Linked DNA regions of Homo sapiens: regions 1 and 3 are each linked to region 2. Evidence: read pairs that join two places in POLR2A ChIA-PET (ENCODE). Cell type or tissue: MCF 10A. All regions are shown on one strand. Links, peaks and the distances in the headings refer to the core of each region. The heading gives the core; the rest is flanking DNA.

The links. Peaks named below come from ENCODE experiments on the same cell type or tissue, not always from the same donor. Only the 100,000 strongest peaks of a DNase experiment are listed, where the experiment ranks them.
Region 1: POLR2A ChIA-PET joins it to region 2 with 24 read pairs; 3 of 35 experiments call an interaction of 5 or more read pairs at or near these places.
Region 3: POLR2A ChIA-PET joins it to region 2 with 10 read pairs; 6 of 35 experiments call an interaction of 5 or more read pairs at or near these places.

The regions. Positions count from the first base shown.
Region 1 is chr3:197,313,261-197,320,981 of GRCh38, reverse strand. No RefSeq gene overlaps it. Among named protein-coding and RNA genes, the nearest start is that of DLG1, 19 kb to the right of the region's middle. In MCF 10A, for the core only: no CTCF peak of the experiment used is centred there; a DNase peak (open chromatin) is centred at 3,561.
Region 2 is chr3:197,391,523-197,399,243 of GRCh38, reverse strand. No RefSeq gene overlaps it. Among named protein-coding and RNA genes, the nearest start is that of DLG1, 97 kb to the right of the region's middle. RefSeq lists enhancers at 4,009-4,058, 4,252-4,546, 4,069-4,948, 3,866-5,065, 4,673-5,174 and 1 more. In MCF 10A, for the core only: no CTCF peak of the experiment used is centred there; DNase peaks (open chromatin) are centred at 4,073 and 4,463.
Region 3 is chr3:197,253,205-197,260,925 of GRCh38, reverse strand. All of the region lies in intron 4 of DLG1 (discs large MAGUK scaffold protein 1), which reads left to right. Among named protein-coding and RNA genes, the nearest start is that of MIR4797, 37 kb to the left of the region's middle. In MCF 10A, for the core only: a CTCF peak has its summit at 3,893 (motif pointing left); a DNase peak (open chromatin) is centred at 3,895.

The sequences.
Region 1 (7,721 bases), core at 1,196-6,195, 78 kb after region 2:
AGGAGGGGCTCTGGCTTCTGCCAGAGAAAGGTCCAGATGATTGTGCCAGAACAGAAGCACCAGCAAATAGCACCTTTCATTTGTGTGGCACTTTGAAGTTCACAAAAACTTTTCACCTTCATTGTCTTCCATAACTTACACAACATCCTTCCCTGGCAACTGGGACAGGCATTACTATCACCAATTGACAGATAAGAAAACTGGTGCTCAGACATATTGAAGTGACTTGGCTAGGGGTCATATAAGCACCAGAGTCTAAGGGCATTATTAATCATTCTTACTGTCCTATGACCTCTTCCATTCTGGTGTTTAGGAAAAAAGCTCAGCTTCTCCACCTCAAGAAATTGTGGCACACACACAAACCTGATTGACTCTCCAGAGTTCTTTAACGTACCTGACTCCCTTTGTTAAATTGTTTAAGGAAAAATAAAAGATATTTGCTACCACTACCAGTTTCCCCTGGAGTACAAAAGCCATTGTGCTATGGATTGGCAGGATTCAACCGTCTTTTTCTTATGAATATATTGGCATTTATAAGCAGGAAGTCCACTGATCTATGATGATGATCCTGGGACACCTCCTCATCCCAAGAACCAAATGGTGCTCTGTGGAGTAGGAATATACTATATCTGAAATAAAATGATTATGATTTTATGTGGTTGACAGCAGATGAGACATTGTAAAATAAAAGGTCAATGCACTTAAAAACATAGTAATAGAAAACTTTCCAAACCAAAGCACAGAGAGGAAAAAAAAATAAACCAAGTCTTAGTGACCTATTAGACACCATCAAGCTGTTTAACGTACTTGTAATTAGAGTTCCAGAAGGGAAAGCAGAAAAAATATTGAAGAAATAATAGCCAAATATATTTCAAATTTGATGAAAACTATGAACTCACAGATCTGAGAGCTCAACAAGCCACGAGACATAACAAAGACAAAACTACATCAAGCCATATCCTAATTAAGTTGCAGAAAACCAGTGAAAAAGAAAAAATCTTAAAAGACATATTACACAGTGGTTCACGCCTGTAATCCCAGAACTTTGGGAGGCCAAGGTAGGCAGATCACCTGAGGTCTGGAGTATGAGACCAGCCTGGACAACATAGTGAAAACCCATCTCTACTAGAAATACAAAAATTAGCTGGGTGTGGTGGTGGGCACGTGTAATCCCAGCTACTCGGGAGGCTGAGGCAGGAGAATCGCTTGAACCCGGGAGGCACAGTTTGCAGTGAGCTGAGATTGTGTCACTGCACTCCAGCCTGGGCAACAGAGCAACACCTCGTCTCAACAACAACGACAACAACAAAAGACATACATACAGAGGCACGAAGATTTTTAAAAATACTGATGACTTCTCTCCAGAAATAATGCAAGCCAGAAGGCAATGGGAAGGCATTTCTAAATTGCTGAAAGAAAACAAAAAATGGCAAACCTAGAATCCTAAAGCCTGTGGAAAAAATATCTCTTAAAAACAAAGATAAAATAAAGACATCTTCAGATTTTAAAAAGCTGAGAGAAGTAATTGCCAGCAGATTTTTCACTATAATAAATGTTAAAAAGAATATCTTCAGGCAGAAGGAAAAGGAACCAGACAGAAACTCAGGCTTACCTAAGGAATGAAGAGTTCTGAAAATGGTAGATAGGTGGGTAAATATAAAAGATTTTTTCCGATTTTTACTATATTTAAATTTAAATGGCCTGTTCTAAGCAAAGTTAATAATGACATATTGTGGATTTTGCAATAAATAGGAATCTAAAATGTACAGCATTGATATGAAGGACCTAAGAAGGAAAATGGAAATACACTGATGTAAAGTTTTTATACTATGCTTGAAGTGCTAATATTATTTGAAGGTGGGTTGTGGTAAGTTAAAAATACATATTACAAGCCCTATAGCAACCACTAAAACATAAAACAGAATTATAGCTAGTAAGGGAACAGTGGAGATAAAATAGAATCCTAAGAAATAAATCACTTACTCCAAAAGAGGTCAGGAAAAGAAGAGGTAAAGGAACAAAGAACAGATGAGTCAAGCAGAAAAAAAAAAAAGAAGTAAGCTTGTAGAGTTACACCTAACTATATTATGTTATAGTATATTATATTAATTGATTTAATTATATTAAATGTAATCAGTGTAATTATATTACATGTAAATAGTCATAACATCCTGATTAAAAGGCAGATATTATCATAATGGATAAAAAGGCAACATTCAACTTAATACTTTCTACAAAAAAAGGAGTTTAAATATATGAAGACAAGCTGGTTAAAAGTAAAAAAGGTAGAAAGAGATACATTACACACTGACTATAAGAAAACTGGAGCAACAATATTAATATCAGACAAAATAGATTTCAGGACCAAGGGTATTACAGTAATAAAGACGGGTATTTCATAATGTAGACGAGTTAATTCAGCAAGATGTAACAATTCTAGATGGATGTGCAGTTAATAACAAAGCTTTAAAACACATGAAACAAAAACTAACAAAGGGCAAAGGGCAATTAGAGGAATTCACATATAGTTAGAATTTTCCACAAAGTCCTATTTCAATAATTGATAGACAAAGTAAATAGAAAAACAATAGCAATAGAAAACATGAACAAGTTACAAAAAACCAGTTATAGAAAACATGAAGAACACTATCACCCAATTTGACTCATTACGTTTTCTAGAACAATATTTCCCAAAACAGCAGAATACACGTTCTTTTAAAGTACACATTGAACATTCACCGTCTCTGATCACAACAGAATTAAAATAGAAATTAATAACTGAAGATATATGGAAATCCTCAACCATTTGGAGTTTAACAACATAACTACTAAATAACCCGTTGGTAACAGAAGAAATAACTAGGGAGACTTAAAAAATATTTGAACTGAACGATATGAGCCTACACTTTACTAGAGAAGCCTCTAATTACCTTCTTTAATCAGCCGAGGGATCAGAGAAGGCTATTTTCTCTCTTAACTTGTTCACTAGCCCATTTCATGTACCCTTCTCCCCAGGATAAAACAGAGGAACAGTGTTACTTAGGTCCTTAACACCTAGTAGTAAGGATTACTATGTATCAGGCAGTGAGCCTGCGCCAGGTACAGTGCTAATTACTTTACCGACATTATCTCATCCAATCCTCACAACATTCCACTGAGATGGGAGGTCTTGTTACACATTTTGCAGGTAAGGAAATGGAAGTGCAGAGAGGTTGACTTGTTCAGATCACAAAATTAGTATCCTGGTGCCAACATTCCAGTCCAAGCAGGATGACGCCGGAGCCCACACGTTTGACACCATGCCATACCAGCACCACAAAGGGCATCGCACAATTCTAGGGGAAAGAAGGAGGGCTATTTATATTTTATGTACTAGGTTTTGGCTACAAAATTCCCTCTTATTAAATCATAGTTTTAGCTACTTTCCAAAAACCACGACTACCTCTTTCTGGTTTGAAAAAGAAGCTTGGAAAAGTCTCCACTATGCTTACTTACTACAAGACCTCAAGGACTGGTTAAGATGAGTCATCCGCAGCTTGAAAAGCAATGTACTTGGAACTAGAAGACACTGATTATCAGCTCTGTTGCCTCAGGCAAGTCACTTCTCTGGGCCTCGATTTCTTCATGTGTAAACCAGGGAAAACAATAACTAACTATAAGGAATATGTAAGAAAACATAAGTGGAAGTGGTTTGTAATCTGAAAAATAATATATGAATTTGAAGGAACTTTTTATGTTTACTGAGGGAGGACCATTTAAAAATGGATTTGATATTACTTATATTAATTTAAAATTTAAGCAGCAAGATCTGATCATTCACTGTGTTTACTGTCAATGATGACTTATATAACACTTTCACTTCTGAATAAGAATTTTGGTATAAAGATTTATTTTCTTTGAGGGTAAAGTTTAAAAAGACTAGAGAGTACTTAAGCTGCCAGCCTTTGCCCTGCTTATACAGAGTGCTGGCAACAGAGGCTGATGCTTCATAAAAATAAACCTTTAGAAGTTTGTACATATACCATAACACTATGCATCAATATTTTTAAAATGTACACCTCTTAATCCAGTAATTTCACTTCCAAGAATTCATCTTATGGATAAACATTTGTTTATCTAGCATGGTTTTTCATAATGGAAATCTGGAAGCAACCAATTTAATAAGTATGGCCATTTGATAAAACACTCTATGGATGATAAAAAAACTATTCTGTAAAAGATTGGTTTCTTATTTACCTGAGAAATTATTAATTTGGGGAAAATAAGTACTAAAAAGCAAAGTTTTAAAAGGAGGCTACAAAAATAGAATGACCATCAGCAATTGATCCAGCAATTTCACTTCTGGGTGTATACCCAAAAGAATTAAAGGTAGGGTCTTGAGGAGATAATTTGTCCACACATGTTTATAGCAACCAACAATAAAAACAACCCAAATGTCCATCCATAGATGAATGGATGAACAAAATGAGGTACATACATACAATGGAATTTAATTCAGCCTTATAAAGGAAGGAAATTCTGATACGTGCTACCACATGGTTGGACCTTGAGAACATTATGCTAAGTGAAATAAGCCAGCTACAAAGAAGACAAATACCGTATTAGTCCACGTGCATGAGGCATCTAGAGCAGTGGAATTCCTAGAGGCGGAAGGTAGAACAGCGATCGCTCGCAGCGGGGAGAGGGAGGAATGCAGAGACACTGTTTAATGTGTGTACAGGTTCAGTTTTGCAAGATGAAAGAGCTCTGGGGATCGGGTGCACAACAATGGGAATGTACATAACACTGCTGAACTGTACACTTAAAGATGGGTAAGGCCCAGCGCGGTGGCTCACGCCTTTAATCCCAGCACTTTGGGAGGCCGAGGCAGGTGGATCATGAGGTCAGGAGTTCAAGACCAGCCTGGCCAAGATGGTGAAACCCCATCTCTACTAAAAGTACAAAAATTAGCCAGGCATGGTGGCAGGCACCTGTAATCCCAACTACTCAGGAGGCTGAGGCAGGAGAATCTCTTGAACTCGGGGGGGCAGAGGTTGCAGTGAGCTGAGATCACGCCAGTGCAGCACTCCAGCTGGGGTGACAGTGAGATTCTGTCTCAGAATAAAAAAAAAAAGGGTAAGATGGTGTATTTTATATCTATTTTACTATAATTTAAATTTTTTTTAATTTACAAAGATAATGAAGAGTTAATGAGGCAGATAGGAAGGAGTGTTTTAGGCCCCCCAAAAAATGATGTTAAAAAATATGGCAGCACGGAAGAGCATGGTACATTCCGGGAACTGGATAGGAGTTTTTACGGCTGGATGTGCCAGACAAGATTGGGACTTTATCTAGAGAAGCAGCATTGAGTTGATTTGCTTAAGGTCACTCATGAAATTGTGGGCAGAACACCGACAGGATCACTCAGACCTGATTCCCAGCTTGGAAGGTGTATGTCTGTGTAGACATGTGATGTATGTTTAACAATCATCATAAATGGGAAACATCTAAATAAAACGCCGGTATCACAACATTTAACATTTGACGCATTAACTGAGTTGTAACATACATCTTCCCGGGGGTAAATATCCCTTGTATAGATCCTTAATTTTCTGTCATTATCATGCACCAAGCCTTTTTGAAGCTATAAAATAAATGTAAATTCCTTAAAAAAAGCAGACTACAAAATAACATGTATGATACTATTTTTCTAAGAAACATATATATATATATATGCATGGAAAATACTAGACATATCTACAGCAAATGTTAGTTGGCTGTTATCTTTGGCTTGTGTGAGTTTGGTTAATTTTTTTTTTCTTAGTGCTTTTCTGTTTTCTAATGTTTCTTCACTGAGCACATAAACTAGAAGAAAATATTAAAGAAAAAGGAATTCTTAGGTGCACCCCATAAAATGGCAGATCTTTAAAGAATGCTTTGGTAATGGTGTCAATCACTTCTTTTGATTCCAAGAAGTAATAATCCTCATATAGGTGAGCTTGGATCTGCAGAAGGAGCTGGAAATGTCAAGAGAGTGGCTGTTAACCAGGAGAGCCCCAGTCCTTACTACCACCTTCTTCCCTCTCTTTTTCTCTTCCTCACTGTGCCATCCATCCCTGTTAGTCTCCTTCTCAACTAGGGTGACTTTCTAGTAACCCAACACTTGTTTGATGGGCTCGCTCCCCAGACAGCCTTATGCCAAGGTGTTTAAATACCCTAGGAGCAGTATGCTGGGAACTGGAAGGTTTCTCATGAATGGGGCCATCTTAGAGAACTAAATTCAGCTTAGAATTCACTGTTTTACAAAATGAGGTCATTTTGCCTCAAAGAAATACAAAAAAAACCCTCAGAGACTATCACCAATACTTCTATGCACACAAACCAGAAAGCCTAGAAGAAATGGATAAATTCCTGGAAACATACAACCTCCCAAGATTAAGCTAGGAAGACATTGAAACCCTGAACATAATAAGTTCTGAAACTGAATCAGTAATAAAAAGCCTACCAACCATAAAAAGCTCTGGACCAGATGGATTCACAGCCAAATTCTACCAGACATATAAAGAAGAGCTGGTACCAATCCTACTGAAACTATTCCAAAAAATTTAGGAGGAGGAACTCCTCCCTAATTCATTCTATGAGGCCAATGTTATTCTGATACCAAAACCTGGCAGGGACACAACAAAAAAAGAAAGCATCAATATCCCTGATGAACAGAGATGCAAAAATCATCAACAAAATACTAGCAAACTGAATCCAGCAACACATCAAAAAGCTAATCTACCACAATCGAGTAGGCTTTATTCCTGGGATGCAAGGTTCATTCAACACATGCAAATCAATAAATGTGATTAGAACCAGAAATAAAGCTGCACACCTACAACCATCTGATCTTTGACAAAGTCAGCAAAAACAAGCAATGGGAAAAGGATTCTCTATTCTATAAATGGTGCTAGGGTAACTGGCTAGCTATATGCAGAAGATTGCAACTGGACTCTTTCCTTTCACCATATACAAAAATCAACTTAAGATGGATTAAAGACTTAAGTGTAAAACCTAAAACTATAAAACCGTAGAAGAAAACCTAGGAAATACCACTCTGGACATAGGCACTGACAAGATTTCATGATGAAGATGCCAAAAGCAATTGCAACGAGAACAAAAATTGACAAATGGGACCTAATTAAACAAAAAAGCTTCTGCACAGCAAAACAAACTACCAACAGAGTAAACAGACAAACCTCCAGAATGGGAGAAAATATTCGCAAACTACTCATCCAACAAAGGTCTAATATCCAGAGTCCGTTCTTCCAGAAGGAAACAATAGACACAGGGGGCCTACTGGAGAGTGGAGGGTGGGAGGAGGGTGAGGATCAGAAAATTATCTATCGGGTACTATGCCTGTTACCCAGGTGATGAAATAATCTGTACACCAAACCCCCAGGACAGGCAATTTACCCCTGTAACAAACCTGCACATGTACCCCTGAAGCTAAAATAAATGGGGGACGGGGGGCAGGAAAAGAAGATGAAGAGAGAGAGAGAAAGAGACAGAGGGCTTATTTAAAGAAATAATTCCTGAATACTTCCCAAATCTGGGAAAAGATATAAACATCCAAGTACAGGAAGATCAAAAGTCTCTAATCTGATTCAACTAAAAGAAGACTATACCAAGATATATAGCAATCAAACTGTAAAAAAAAAACAAAAAAAAACAAAAACAAAGATAAAGAGAGAATCCTG
Region 2 (7,721 bases), core at 1,817-6,816:
CACGATCTCCACTCACCGCAACCTCTGCCTCCCAGGTTCAGGCAATTCTCCTGCTTCAGCCTCCCAAGTAGCTGGGATTACAGGCATGTGTACCACACCCAACTATTTTTTTTTGTATTTTTAGTAGAGACGGGGTTTCTCCATGTTGTTCAGGCTGATCTCAAACTCCCGACCTCAGGTGAGCCGCCCACCTTGGCCTCCCAAAGTGCTGGGATTACAGGCGTGAGCCACCGCGCCTGGCCCAGGTGGGCAAGATCTAAGACATCACTCTGAGTTGGTTGTGTTTCCTCCGTCTGTCATGAGGGTCTTGATCAAAGGCAAGCATTGAGCTTATGCCTATTGCATTTCAGTTTGGTTGGTGACTTGATTGGAATCAAAGGTGGGAGAGTTGGTGGGAAAGAGAATGGAAAGCATCCTTCCCTGCAGCAAAGTCAATTCTGCCTCAAGGGGCATGAACCTCCATGCAGGTGCCAACCTCTTTAGCCCACTGGAGATCAGAGGTGTGTGTCATTTCATTTATACGTAAGAGTGGGGAGTGATGTGGGGCAGGGCTCTGCCATTTTCCAGTGACTCAGCCTGTGACCTTTGAGGGGAGATCTCAGAGAAAGAGAAGGTGCAGAACCTGAGCTTGCTTTCTTGGGGCTCAAATGGTGGTGGTTGCTGCTGCTAGTCTTAGAAGTCAGATGTACAGAGTTGAGTTACTCCTACTCCTTGGCCCCTGGATGTCAGCATCGTTGGTCCCTGGGAAACCCCCTCGTGAATTATTTACTTCCTTATTCCTTTTAGTCCCCATCCTGCAATTCCATTTCCTTCTCTCACTGCACATGATTCCTAGTTCTTTCATGTGTATCGTTTTGTTCGCATATTTTCATACAAATAGCATTTGCAGTATTTTAAATTTATGTACATATTCTATCTCATTATTTCTAACGCTTTTACATGCTTTTCCCCCATTTTTCACTGTTCTTAAGATCCGTCTATGCTGCTATGTGTACGTCTATTATTTTGCCTCAGTCCTGTTTCATCGTACTCCCTGGCGTGCATTCACTGTATTTTATTTCTCCATCTCAGTGATGGAAACTCAGGGAGTCTCCAGCTCCCACCACTAATTCCTGTGCAGGCAACATTTGCATACACCTCTCCTTACAGAATTGCATAAGAGCGGCCTGGGATGTATACCTCGTGGAGGCATTGCTAGCATGTTATACCGAATGTGACTAACAATGCCTGTGTGTGCCCCGGAACACTGCCAATGCCGACTCCTCTCAATCTGTCCTCTCGCCAGCAGGGTACAGGAGTGGCTATGTCCCACATCCCTGCCAATACTTGGCACTACCTGTATTTCTATATTTTGCCAATATAAAAGGCATACAGTGACATCCGGCTGTTGTTTTAATTTTCATTTTTTGTGTTACTAAAACTTTTGAGTCTCTCTTCATGGTAGATGCATGGTATACCGCTCCGGTTCCTGCTTCAGGACTAAAAGCTATGCCTCCCCTTACCCCTCTCCACCCCTCCCTGCCAGAGTGCCGGCTGTGAATGGCTCACAGGTGAGACCCTCCCTGGGAATTGCCCTCAGTCCAAGTAAGCAGCTTCACCCACACTTATGAGCTCTCCGTGGGGGCAGTGTCCATCCAGAGGCTAGTCAATGAAGGGGTACAAAGCCCCAGTCCCTTGCCTACATTCAGGACATCTCTGAAAAGACATGCCAGCATCAGCGTTCCCCAGTGGGATCAGCCAAGGCCTGTCTGTACCCACATCACCGTTCAGATTCTTGCTCTGCCCAGTCCTATCCTGATTTCCTCACTCCCTCACCGCGTTGCTGCTGAGATCACTCCCACATAGACCTCCTGCTCACAACTCCCTAGCTCCGAGTCTGCTTCAGCACAACTGACCTATGCCACCTTGTTCGCTTTTTGGAATTTCATCTTCTGTATAAATCTGTTTATATCCTTTCCACAATTTTTTTTCTTTTTTTGGTGGGGGGATGGATACGTGCTCTGTCACCCAGGCTGGAGTGCAGTGGCACGATCTTGGCTCACTGCAACCTCCACCTCCCGGGTTCAAGTGATTCTCCTGCCTCAGCCTCCTGAGTAGCTGGGACTACAGGCAAATGCCACCACACCTGGCTAATTTTTGTATTTTTAGTAGAGTTGGGTTTCACCATATTGGTCAGGCTGGTCCTGAACTCCTGACCTCATGAACTGCCTGCCTCAGCCTCCCAAAGTGCTGGAATTACAGGCGTGAGCCACGCCCGGCCCCTTTCCCCATTTTTAATTACAGTCATAAATGTTCAAGATCTTTCCATATTCTTCGTATCAATCCCTCATTGATTTAGATGTTACAAATATCTACGCCTGTTCTGTTAACAGTCTACTAACTTTGTCCATGGGGACTTTTGTTGATTAGAAACCCCTAATTTTAATTTAATCATATTCGTAAAAATTTGCCTTATGCTTTTGAAATTTTGTTTTGAGGAGGATCGATCACAAAGATACGTCCCTGCACTCTCTTCTGCCCATTTTATTTCCACTATTTTTCTTTAACCTTTTATACTTAGGTTTTTAAAGCATGCAGAGTCCTCTTTTGTATTTAGTGTTAAGTAGGGGTCCAGTTTTATTTTTCTCTATACAATGAGCCTGTTTCCCAAATGCCATTTACTAAATAATCTGTCCTTCCCCGTGATGTGCGGGACCACCTGCATCCTATATGTTATTTTTTATTTTTTAATCATTTTTTATTTTTTTTGCGATGGAGTCTCACTCTGTCGCCCAGGCTGGAGTGCAGTGGCGCAATCTCGGCTCACTTCAAGCTCCGCCCCTCCAGGTTTAAGTAATTCTCTGCCTCAGCCTCCAGAGTAGCTGGGATTACAGGTGCATGCCACCACGCCTGGCTAATTTTTTGTATTTTTAGTAGATACGGGGTTTTGCCATCTTGGCCAGGCTGGTCTTGAACTCCTGACCTCATGATCCACCTGCCTCGGCCTCCCAAAGTGCTGGGATTACAGATGTGAGCCACCGCGCCCGGCCTCACCTTCATCCTACATTAAGTTGGGACTGAATCTGAGCTCTCTATTCTGTTCTGGTGATCTATTTTTATGGTTTTTAAACTACTGTTTTTATTATGATGGCTTTTTAATATGTCTTTTTTTGTTGTTGTTGAGACAGGTTCCCACTCTGTCACCCAGGCTGGGGAGTGCAGTGGTGCAGCCACGGCTCACTGCAGCCCCAACCTCCTGGGCTCAAGAAATCCTCCCGTCTAAGTCTCCTGAGTTGCTTGGACTTACAGGCACGTGCCACCGTGACCAGCTAATTATTTTTTTCTATTTTTTGTAGAGATGGGGTCTCACTGTGTTGCCCAGGTTGGTCTTGAACTTCTGGCCTCAAGTGATCCTCCTGCCTCAGCCTCCCCAGGTGCTGGGATTCCAGGCGTGAGCCACCGCACCTGGCTATAATATGTCTTTCTATCAGATAGAGTAAAAGCTCCTCTTTACTCTCCTATTTTATTTTATTTTATTTTTTTGAGACAGGGTTTCACTCCTGTCCCCCATGCTGGAGTGCAATGGCACGAGAAGCTCACTGCAACCTCTGTACTCCTGGCTCAAGCAATTCTCCTGCCTCAGCCTCCCAAGTAGCTGGGACCACAGGTGCATGCCACTGTGCCTGGCTAACTTTTTTTTTTTTTTTTGGTAGAGATGGAGTTTTGCCATGTTGCCCAAGCTGGTCTCGAACTCCTGAGCTCAAGTGATCCGCCCACCTTGGCCTCCCAAAGTGCTGGGATTACAGGCATGAGCCACTGCGCCCAGCCCACTCTCCTTTTTTAAAGGTTGCCTTAGCTGTGGTTCTTTGTGTCTAACCCGAGTGTCTTCCTTTGTCCTGTACTGCCATAGTTTTTAGAGTAAGTTTAGCTCAAGTGCTTTGGACTTTATCTGCGGGCTTTGTCTGGGTCAGAAGCCCTTGTTTCAGCTGGCAGCCGTGGGCCTGAATGCTGACTTGTGTTCTTGGCAGTGAGCACACAGAAGCACAGGGAGAAACTTCAGGAAGAAGTGAAGCCAAGAGATGCTATCTGGCCTGCACTGGACACTTGGAAGCCCTGGCAATTCTCTGCACAGTAGAATCCAGTCTGATCCAAGAGAAACAGTGAATGGCACACAGATTTTAATGAGCCTGGGAACCTAATCGGAGGCTGTAATGAATGAGATTTCATGCGGCCCTGCCAAGGAGAGCACTCTCTCTGGATCTGTGGTCACTTGGCCCCTGCTCCCGAGGACTGCGAGGGCCTGTCAAAAGCTTAGCTCATTGCCACCTGCATCTCCATTCCTTCCGCAGCTCTTCTCATCCTGTTCCCAAAACCTCAGCTTTCAGGCATGTAGCATTTTCATTCCGTGATAATGAGGAGACTGTGAGCAGGCCATGGTTAGTCATCTGTGGTGTGAAGATGACGGGTGCTCCAGCTCAGGAGGTGCGTGCGGGTTCAGACACGTCAGTGCTGTGGCTAAAGACAGAAGCTGGTGAGGGGGAACGAGGTGACTCATCACCGAAACCTTGAGAACCAGGTTCAAGGAGAGGGCCTAGGCTTTCCAAATGCAGAATCTGCTTTCTTTGGTGGTGCTGAGGCTCCACCCAGGCCCGGTGGGTGCCATTAACTTCTGTTCTCTCCTCACCGAGGAACTTAACGTCAAGACAATCAGCTCCCGTGCCATCCGAACAGCTCTCCGAGCACCGGCCCATTCCGCCGTGGGCTTCCAGCTGCTTGCGCCTCCCCCTTCTCCATGCCGTTCTCATCCTCTCCTGCCGTGGCATGCTCAGGTTCCTTCTTTCTGTTTCTTCAAGGCTCTTACTTCTTTCTCAGTTAGTAGTTTTTAAAAATAGACCTTTTTTCTTTGAGACGGAGTTTCACTCTTGTGGCCCAGGTTGGAGTGCAGTGGCGCAACCTCAGCTCACTGCAAGCTCCGCCGCCCAGGTTCAAGCGATTCTGTTGCCTCAGCCTCCTGAGTAGCTCGGATTACAGGTGCCCATCACCATGCCCAGCTAATTTTTTGTATTTTTAGTAGAGATGGGTTTCACCATGTTGGCCAGGCTGGTCTTGAACTCCTGACCTCAGGTGATCCGCCTCCTCGGCCTCCCAAAGTGCTGGGATTACAGGTGTGAGCCACCACGCCCAGCCAAGAATATATATTTTTGATTGACTTGTGTGGATGGTGTTTCTTCCGCCAAGTGACTCTACAAAATGCTGGTTGTTGGCTTCCCACATTTACCTCAAGAGTGGTAAACAAGTCTGATTACTTGGTAATGTGGCTCTCTCTGCCTATCCTGAGTGTCTGTCCCCATCCTGCACACATGCTGGCTGCCACACTGGTACAAGGAGGCCCGTGTCATCTGCTCCCTTTGGAGAAGAGTCACATCTTGATTGGGGCCCCAGCAGCCTGGGCAGTACCCTTGTTTGACCTGTCTCTCTGCTGAACCCCAGAAGGCCTTATTGCCTTGCCTCTCTGCACCAACGCAACAGGCCACATAGAATCACTCCAGGGGAGAGGCTTTAATCTCAGCATCATTCTCCTCTTTCTTTTGCTCCAGGCAAATGTCGGGAGATAAAGAAGTGTACCAACTACCCTTCTGTTTCCTTTAGCTCATCTTTAAATGTACTGGCTGGCATCAGAGCCTCTAGAGGCTGCTTCAGAGACCAGCCACTGTGTCTTAAACAAGAGCAGGCAGAAGGCCTTGGAGTGGACTTTTGGGATTTTTATGCTGAAGGATATAGGGGACTTTATCCAGTGTTATCCTGCCTGGAGTCAGGGTGGATACGAAAGGGACTGGGAGCGGCTCCGTTTTTCAGAATCAGTGAGGGAAGGAAGCAGACTGTGCTGTTTTAAGATGCTCAGTGTAGTTGTCTAGGAAGAGTACTTTCAGAAGCCTTGAGACCTAGCAGGTGGGTAGGTAAAATATTCACAAAAGGAGCTATCTCAGCAGTGGGGATCAAGTTGTTGACTAATCCAATACTCCCTTGGAAAATTAGATCATCCATTCTTTACCCCCACCCTATTTCCTTATGAATTCCAGACTTTCAAAGGAAACAAGGATTACAGTGCAGCCCTCGGTCAGGCCACTGGACAGGATGCTGGGCTGATTGAGAGGGTCAGTCACAGAGTGTGCTCTGTGCCAACCATATCTAGCAGGATGCCAATGACCTTGTTTAGGGCTGTTGAAGATCCTGGAATGTTCCTCTGACTCTTAAACGTTCTGCTTGTCCACGTGTCTAACTATAAGACTAGAGAATCCACAGTCCAACTCTTAGAGGGCTAACAGTTTACCAAACACATAGGCAGAGAGGCTTCTTATGAAAAAATAATTGTATCCCACAAACTGGCTTTCCTGTATTTGGTCTCTCCCAGGGTATTAAATATAACTTTTTACATGCTGCAGGCTTCAAGGCACACCACATGACCAATAGACTTCCTTGTGTGGGCTCTAAATTTGGCCTACCAGTCCTGAGGGGACCACTGAAAGTTAGGTTACACTAAGCCACTCCAAACACTGTTGTACTTGGGTGAGGAAAGGTGGGCAAAGACAGAGATGGGCCTGTGAAGCTAGCTATTAGGGTTCTCTCTCTGGCCCATCATTTCTGCTCCCTGAGTCACCTCTTTCTCCTAGGAGCTTCTGAGGAGCTCAGATCAGATATTGGCAACTTGGCAGATCAAACATGCAGAAAGGACTGTTTTCCTGGGACACTTGAGAGCCACTCAGCTTTACCTTCTTATAAGCCATGGGGTCCCTGAATGAGGAGAAACTAGTGTGGAAAGGTACCTACACACTTTTGTGACTCAGGGGCTCTGATTTTTGCTTGCAAAGCAGACAAAAAGAGACCCTACGACAAGGAATCCAAGCTAATGGGCAAAAGAACTACAGACAGTAAACTATCCCAAATGCGCTGCAGATAGTAAACTATTGCAAATGCGCTGCAGATAGTAAACTATCCCAAATGTGCTACAGATAGTAAACTACCCCAAATGCAAGGCAGACAGTAAACTATCCCAACTGCGCTGCACATAGTAAACTACCCCAAATGCAAGGCAGACAGTAACCTATCCCAAATGCATTGAAGATAGTAAACTATCCCAAATGCGCTGCATATAGTAAACTATTGCAAATACACAATGGAGAGTAAACTATCCTAAATGCGCTGCAGATAGTAAACTATCCCAAATGCGCTGCAGATAGTAAACTATCACAAATACACTATGGATAGTAAACTATCCCAAATGTGTGGCAGATACTAAATTATCCCAAATGCACTGCAGATAGTAAACTATCCCAAATGTGCTGCAGATGGTAAACCATTGCAAATACACTATGGATAGTAAACTATCCCAAATGCGCTGCAGATAGTAAACTTTCGCAAATATGCAATGGATGGAAAACTATCCCAAATGCGCTGCAGATAGTAAACTATCCCAAATGCAAGGCAGAGAGTTAACTATCCGAAATGTGCTGCAGATAGTAAACTGTCGCAAATACACTATGGATGGTAAACTATCCCAAATGCGCTGCAGATAGTAAACTGTCGCAAACACACTATGGATGGTAAACTATCCCAAATGCGCTGCAGATAGTAAACTATCCCAAATGCAAGGCAGACAGTAAACTATCCCAAATGCGCTGCAGATAGTAAACTATCCCAAATGCAAGGCAGACAGTTAACTATCCGAAATGTGCTGCAGATAG
Region 3 (7,721 bases), core at 1,196-6,195, 140 kb after region 2:
TATTTTGTTTTTCCTGCTCCCCTTCTCAAAAAACCACATGGAATATTCCATTCATTACTGCTCGAGAAAGTCATTACTTTGCAGGCTGCAGTTGCTGAAATGGTTTAGTGGAAGAAATGTTTGCTTGCATATTTTTAGTGATTTTTTTTTTTTTTTTTTTTTTTTTTTTTTTTTTGGTGGTTGTCATTTGAGTATCCAAACTGTAGCTAACGAGGAGAAGCAGATTTAAATTTATATCGGGGGAACCTCTTTGTGGAGCATTTCATCAGATGACTTCCTGTCAACCTCATATCTTGAAAAGAGGGATTAATGAAACAGCATCTGAAGAAGCAGTGGACTCTTGTGGAATAAACCCTGACATCTTCCACAGTGTTTTGTGGGATAATTTCAAGTTCTTCAGATACAGATTACATAAAGAAGATTGTAGGGCACGTGACAGACTCTGGTTTCTTGTATTTTAGATAGTAGAAAAATTGCTACCTCTAAGAATGGATCCTGGAGAGATCTAGTTACAGTTATAACTTCTTCATTTATGGTTTTATCTCACAGCTTTATTTATTTTTATTTACATGTTTTGTTCAACTAGGCAACTTAAAATAGTTTTGCTTTATGTATAAAATATTGTAATGGTAGAGTAATGGATTGCCTGTGCATTGTAACCACAAAGGTAAGATATAATATGCTTTTCTGTATTTCATTGTTAGTGACAGATGTGAGAGACCCTTTGTTCAGTGTCTTTTAAAAATAAGGTGTAACCATTGTTATAGATTTGAAAATAGATGTGTGAATCCATGTGATGCTTAGTTTATATCCTTTAGAAAGGGCGGTATTTTGAAATGTGTTTTAGATAGCCAAAAGCGTGTTGCACAGATGTTTTTTCCCTGAGATTTACAGGAAGCCTTTCTCCCAGCAGCAAGGGTCTGTAAAGTCCTGATTATATTTAAATCTTCTCAGTGTATTCTCAGAGCTACTCTTCTCCCCTTTGTGTCCCAACATGCCATGCTAGTTGAAAGTATAACTCGTTTTGAGAGCATTTTCTGGACTCTTCCATCTATTATAATTATAGTTAATTTTTTGTTTTTTTAGGAAGAGGAAAATAGTCAAGTGCTGATTGTGTTGCCTTTAGAAAGATGTTGATGTGGATTTAAAATGATTAGACTTGTACAAGCACTCCTTGAAAGTACTTGTTTTGAAGTCTGTTTTGCTCATTGTGTTCAAAGTGCAGCATGCTTCACTTAATCTCTAAGTTTGGCTTCTTTTATTTTTGAGCACCAGTTTGCAGACATTGTGTGATGGTGTTATAGATTCAGCGTGCTTACATTTAAAATTCATCCATTGGTTTTTAAAATATGGAATAATTTACCTTTTTTTATTTCTATGCACTTACGATGTCTCATAGTGATTGCTAGACAAACTTGTTGAGATTTTAAAATTACATTCAGTAATAAAAGAGTAGGTAAATTTGTAAATTCTGAAAGTAGAGGCTATTACTCTTTCTGTATAATGAATTATTTTTCATAAGAGGAAAAGCAGGAAAATTGATGGAAATTAGTTTTCTTTTCTTGTTGCTCAGAGTTCTAGTTCAAACAGTAGTTTCTGATCGGATACAGACATGCCCATTATCTGTTTCCATTCCCTGTTTATAAGGAGATGTCTTCTCTGTACCTCTAGGTAAACTGTCTTGTTGAAATATTCTTACTGAATGTTTAAAGGGCACATAATCCTGGAAAACAGGGTCGTTGTTGCTTTTTCCCTCTCTAAATTTTTTTCATGGTTGTCTATGTTGGTTCTCCCCTGTGATTTGCCTTTTATCATTTCATTCATTTTGGTTTTATTTCCAGTATTATAGCAAGGTTATTTGAAATGATCTATCTCCTCTCTCTGCTCCATCTTCCTTGATAGACTTTGAATTTTTTTACATTGACTCTTTTAGCAAAAGAGGGTCTATTTTGCTTAAAAAATTAGATGTAATCATTATCCTAAAGTATTTATAAATTTTTATTATATAACTGTTAAAGCAAAAATAGAGAAGGATGTAGGTTGGAAATTAGAAGCCTAAAACATTGTTTGTAGTTGCTTTTGAAAAAACTAAATTAAAATAATTTGTTCTATTATTAGAAATAAACCCTTTGAACATATTTAACCAATGGCTCTAGCAGGAAGAGCAAAATTCTTGATTTTCTTTTGAACTAAAGGCTGCGGTGTGTACCCCATCCCTTGTTCTTTTCTCCCTTTTCTGGTCTTAGAGAGCTTTGTGATTCTATATGTGTTTTAAAAGTCTGACAGTGTAGTTGATGTAATTTTATCATGTTAATACTAAAACACCTTTCCAAGTGAAATTTTTTTCATCATCCGCCTCCCCTCTCTCCCACTTGTGTAGGCACGGTGAACTAGGTAGGCACGTTGCATCATTGCTACCATGGATACCCTTAAGTACAGGCATGTGGGTTGAGCTAAAGCAATGATGATTAGTTTTTTGGTTGTTCCCCCCCGCCCCCCCATAACTATATGTTCTTCACAATGAAGAATCTGACTTTAAAACGTTTGCAAATGACAAGGTTGTGAGATGTGATGACTAAACCATCACTGCTACTGAACTGCCAAATCTTGGTCTCCATTTACAGTAGTATTAATGCCATTTACTAATTTAAGGCTGTCATAAATAGCTCTGTATTCCTTTTCTGATTAATATGTTTTAAATCCAAGTGTAATGTTTGTTTTGTTTTGCCTTTTAGTGAAAATGAAAATGTACTTCTCTTCGAGTTAAAAAAAATACTCTTCTGGATTTAGATATTTTGTGGGACAAAAAGATGCTAGTGAGCATTTCTAGCATGGCAGCGTTTCTGATTATTGTTCATACACTTATATACATTTTTATGTACTTTAATCAGCTTGGTTACAGTATTTTGTGCTTTTCCACATAATGTCTAAGAGAGATTTATTTTTGTGTTTGTAAGTTCTTGTGTTCTTAGCTAGCTGCTTTGCAAACATGTCCGTTGAGGTGGAGTTAATATTGTTAGAGGCCAGGCAGTGAAGTGTCATTTTTGTCAGGCTCGTAATCACTGTAGGAAAATTAACTCAGAGCATAAAAGGCCCAACAAGAGTGATTTAGGATTATTGTTATATATGGTATATTTTCTTATGTTAGCAATAAAGCACTCTGCTTAAACCGCAGCTGAGGGCATTTCGTGTTCTTTAGCATGGAGGTTTCCCAGCTGTCAAGTAACTTCTGAGAGTAACTTTAGTACCAGAATTTCTTGTAATAGGATCATGTCTTTCTTTAAGTTCAGGTGTTTCATTAAGGCAAGCTGGAGATAGGAATAAAAGGATTATGAAAGAGAAGGAGCTTGAAAGATGCTTTTACCCATACCTGTTTCTGCTTTGTCAGCCTCTTTTTGCTGCCTTTATTTTAGATTTTAGAGTGATGCTTTGCCTTGTCTTCTGAAACAGTTCCCTGAATCTCCTACTTGCCAAAAGTTCATGATTCTTTTGGTGATTCTTTATATGGGTAAAGAAAATGTATGCCCGTGTGTGGGGATGTTTGTCATTCCAGTGGGTGCCCAGCAAATTTGTTTTAACATAACTGATAGAATTTTAGGAATTAAGTCACCAGAGAACTGTTGAATTGTTTTGGTTTATCAGTTTGGGAATTATGAATACAAAATTTGACTCCTTTGGGTAAAACAGCTATCTTTTATTTAAATATTCATATTTATATTAGGGTACTTTCACTTGTAGGTTGTATTAAAATTGTATGTTAGAAGCTTTGAAAGGGGTATTAAATATGTTAAAAGAAAGTCTCAGTACAGGTATTTCAGATTTTTTAGATTTTTTTTAAAAGACTTCAAATTTTTTAAGTTAGGTTTTAATAGTGAATAGAAATGCTGCCCTCTACTGTTGGCTGATTGTTTGACTGCCACGTAAAAATGTTCAGTAACCTGTAATAGAATTTTTTAGTGTAGATCATATTACTGTGTTGAAGTATAATTATGTTAAACGTTTTCCTTATAATTTAGTTAAGTTATAATCAAGTGTTTCCTAATAATGCTAACTACTATTAAATAAGTTCATTACCATTTTGGCTTTTAGAAAAACTTGAGTCCTGGAGAAAGTTTCGTTTAGTCTTAGCTCCTCATTTTATATGGTGAGGTTTTAGTACTTCCTAGATTGATCCCTTATGGTTGTGTGACTGAAAGCTCGTATTGATAACTTATAACCAAACTATAGGTAAAGATACATTTTTCTAAACTAATTATTTTTAGTTTATGCTATGTAAAATGTCTGAACTTCTGAAACTTATGTTTTACATGTAAAAAAATTTGGAATTTAAATCACTATTAAATCTTTGCATGTTTATTAAAATGAGGCACTGCTTTAAAAAGTAGTACTGTTGAGCAAATTTAAACCTCTGATTGATGTTTTTCACCGTGAGTGGAGGGATTAGAAGAGACGGTTTTAAAGATTCCTTTTAGCTTCGCTGAGTGCCTACTGTGTGTGAAGTACTGTAGAAAATAAACACGGAAAACAAAGGCTATTATAGTTCTTCCTTTAGATCAGGAGTTGGCAGACTATGGCCAGTGGGCCAAATTGGGCCACACTCACTCATTTACTTACCTTGTATGGCTGCTTTAGTGCTACAGTGGCAGAATTGGGTAGTTGCAGCAGTGAGCATATGGCCTGCAAAGCTGAAAATACTTACTCTCTAGACTTTTACAGACAATGTTTGCTAACCCCTGCCCCAGATGAACTTCTCATCTAGTGCAGAAGATATATCTAAAAAGAATCATTTTAAACAGATTTTTATAGGACACATAGAATGCCAAATAAAGCTAGCATGTCATTAAAATATGCTTTCTTTATTAGCGCCATTCTTCCTGTTCAGTAGTATCTTAACATCATCTAATAATTCCCAAAGATTCTTGTTTATTGGCCATTTGCAGATATCGTACCTCACAGCCTGGTTATTTTCATCATCATCATTATTTTTTCTGTGTGAACTGCACAAATCTAAGTACGCAGCTTGATGCCTTTTTATAACTGCAATCACTATCCATAGAAAGACACAAAACATTTCCAGTACTCCAGAAAGACTCCCATTAGCTCTTTCCAAGACAGCCCACCCTCCCCAGAGATAATCTTTTTTTTTTTTTTAACTCATATCACTATAGATTAGGTTTGAACGTCATATAAATGGAATCATGCAGTATATATGATTAATTATGGCTTCTTTTACTCAGTATCTGTGTTACTGTGCGTGCTGGTAGCTTGTTCCTTTTTATTGCTGTGTAATATTCCATGGTGGGAATTTGAATTGTTTCTACTTTTTGGTTGTTATGAAGAAAGCTGTGTAAAACATTTTATACAAGTCCTTTTGTGTACATATCCACTAATTTCTCTCAAATATATACCTGGGAGGTAGGATTTTTAATTCACATTGTAGAGCCCTTACCACAAAGTTTTTGTTTAATAGGACAAAGCAGGAGGCAGGAATCAATGACACACTTTCACTTACTTTATAAGTTCACCTAGTCCCCTGCTTCATTACAAAGTGGTGACTTTACATTTTTTCATAAGCACTGTGATTAAGGCAACCTACGTTTTGACTAAATCAAACAGGTTTTATTTCCAATGCCACCTCTTATTGGTGTTGGTGTCTAGAGGTCTTTGCTAAGAATTCTGATAACAAGTTGAAAGTGCTGTGATTGTCTAGTAGTCTTTGCTGTGTTGAGGGATTAGAGATGTGTGGGGGAGGCATGTGACAGAAGAATGGGATCATTTTTATTTAATATATTTGAAAAATTCTTACATATTGAATATAGTGCATTTAAAATTACCTCATTGCTTGAACAGGTCATAGATTTTTTTTTTTGAGACAGAATCTCGCTCTTGTCACCCAGGCTGGAATGCAGTAGCGTGATCTCGGCTCACTGCAACCTCCACCTTCCAGGTTCAAGTGATTCTCCTGCCTCATCCTCCTGAGTAGCTAGGATTACAAGCACGTGCCACCACGCCCGGCTAATTTTTTTTTCTTTGTATTTTTAGTAAACGTGGGGTTTCACCACATTGGCCAGGCTGTCTTGAACTCCTGACCTCAGGAGGTGATCCACCAACCTCTCAAGGTGCTGGGATTACAGGCATGAGCCACCACGCTCAGCCTTTGAATAGGTCATAGATTTCTTAATTTCATTTATTGTATTTTTAACTTTTAGAATGTCTGTTTGCTCTTTTTAGAGTTTCTATTTCTCTTAAATTTGATATTGCATCTAATTTGTACATCTTTTCCTGTGTATTTAAAAATTGCCATTTTAAAGTTCTTTTCTGCTATAATAGTTCTAACATCTGTGGTTCTGCTGTGTGGGTTTTCTTTTGATTGTTTTCCTCTTATGTTATCCTACTTCTTTACATGTCTTAAATTTTTTATTGTGCTCTAAATAACGTATAAAAGAACCATTGAAAGCGAAGCAGTGTTCTTTCCTTTTCAGGAAGCTGCAGTGAGGCTGATAAAATAGGAGTTGAATTTGTTTAGGGTTAGGTTGCTGCTTTAGTTACTTTCACCTGGCTTCTGTTTTCAGCTGTCATGAGGGTGGGAGATGAGTTTTGTGTCTTTCATTGGTTCTTTCCACTAGCATGACTTTAGGGTGTATGAACTGTGAGACTGCAGAAATGTTTCATGGCTTTATAGCCCCATTCTCAGCCTGCTACACTGCTGTACCCTCAGTAAATGCCCCATGAAGGCGATCTAATGTGTGGGGACAAATAACTCTCCATTTTAGGATCCTCCAGATTCTAACTGGTCATGCCAGCCCACGTCATTAAAGGCTCCACTCCTTATACCATCAAAGTCACTCAATCTGTATCAGGTCCATTCCTTTGCCCACCTGAGTCTAGGCTTGTCAGATACACTGTTTAGGTAAGTGTCTGCCTTCTTACAAAAGGCTTCTTTCTTTGGGGTTTAGATTCTTTCCTTCGTGTGCAGAAATTTCCATTTCCTTTTTTTTTTTAATTAAACCTTTAATTTTGGGTTAATTGTAGATACATGTATGTTTGTAAAAAAATAATAATAATGCAGAAATCACATGTGCCTTTAACCCAGTTTCCTCTAGTAGTAACTCTAGCATAGTATCACTAACCAGGATATTGACGTTAATAGAGTCAAACTACAGAACATTTCTGTCACCACAAAGATCACTCGAGGCCTTTTTGTAGCCACACCTACTTTCCTCTCACCCCATCCCCTTCTTAACTCAAAGCAACCACTGATCTGTTCTCTATTTCCATTATTTTGTCATTTCAGCAATTCTATATGAATGGAATAATAAATATATAAACTTTCAGGATTGGCTTTTTTCACTGAGCATAATTTTCAAGAGATTGCCGGGGAGTGAAATTGATGGGTCATATGATAGTTGCATGTTTGCTTGTTTTTTTAAAGAAACTGCTAAACCGCTTTCCAGAGTAGCTGTATGATTTTACATTTCCAACAGCAATGTGTGAATGATCGAGTTTTTCCACATCCTTGCCAGCATTTGGTGTTGCCTCATTTTATTTTAGTCATTGTCATCGATGTGTAGCCACATTTCCCTGATGGCAAATGATTTTGGACATCTTTTCATGTGCTTATTTGCCATCTGTGTATCTTTTTTGGTGAAATGTCTCTTCATGGTCTTTTGCCCATATTCGAATTGGGTGGTTCTTTTTACTACTGAGTTTTGAGAATTCTT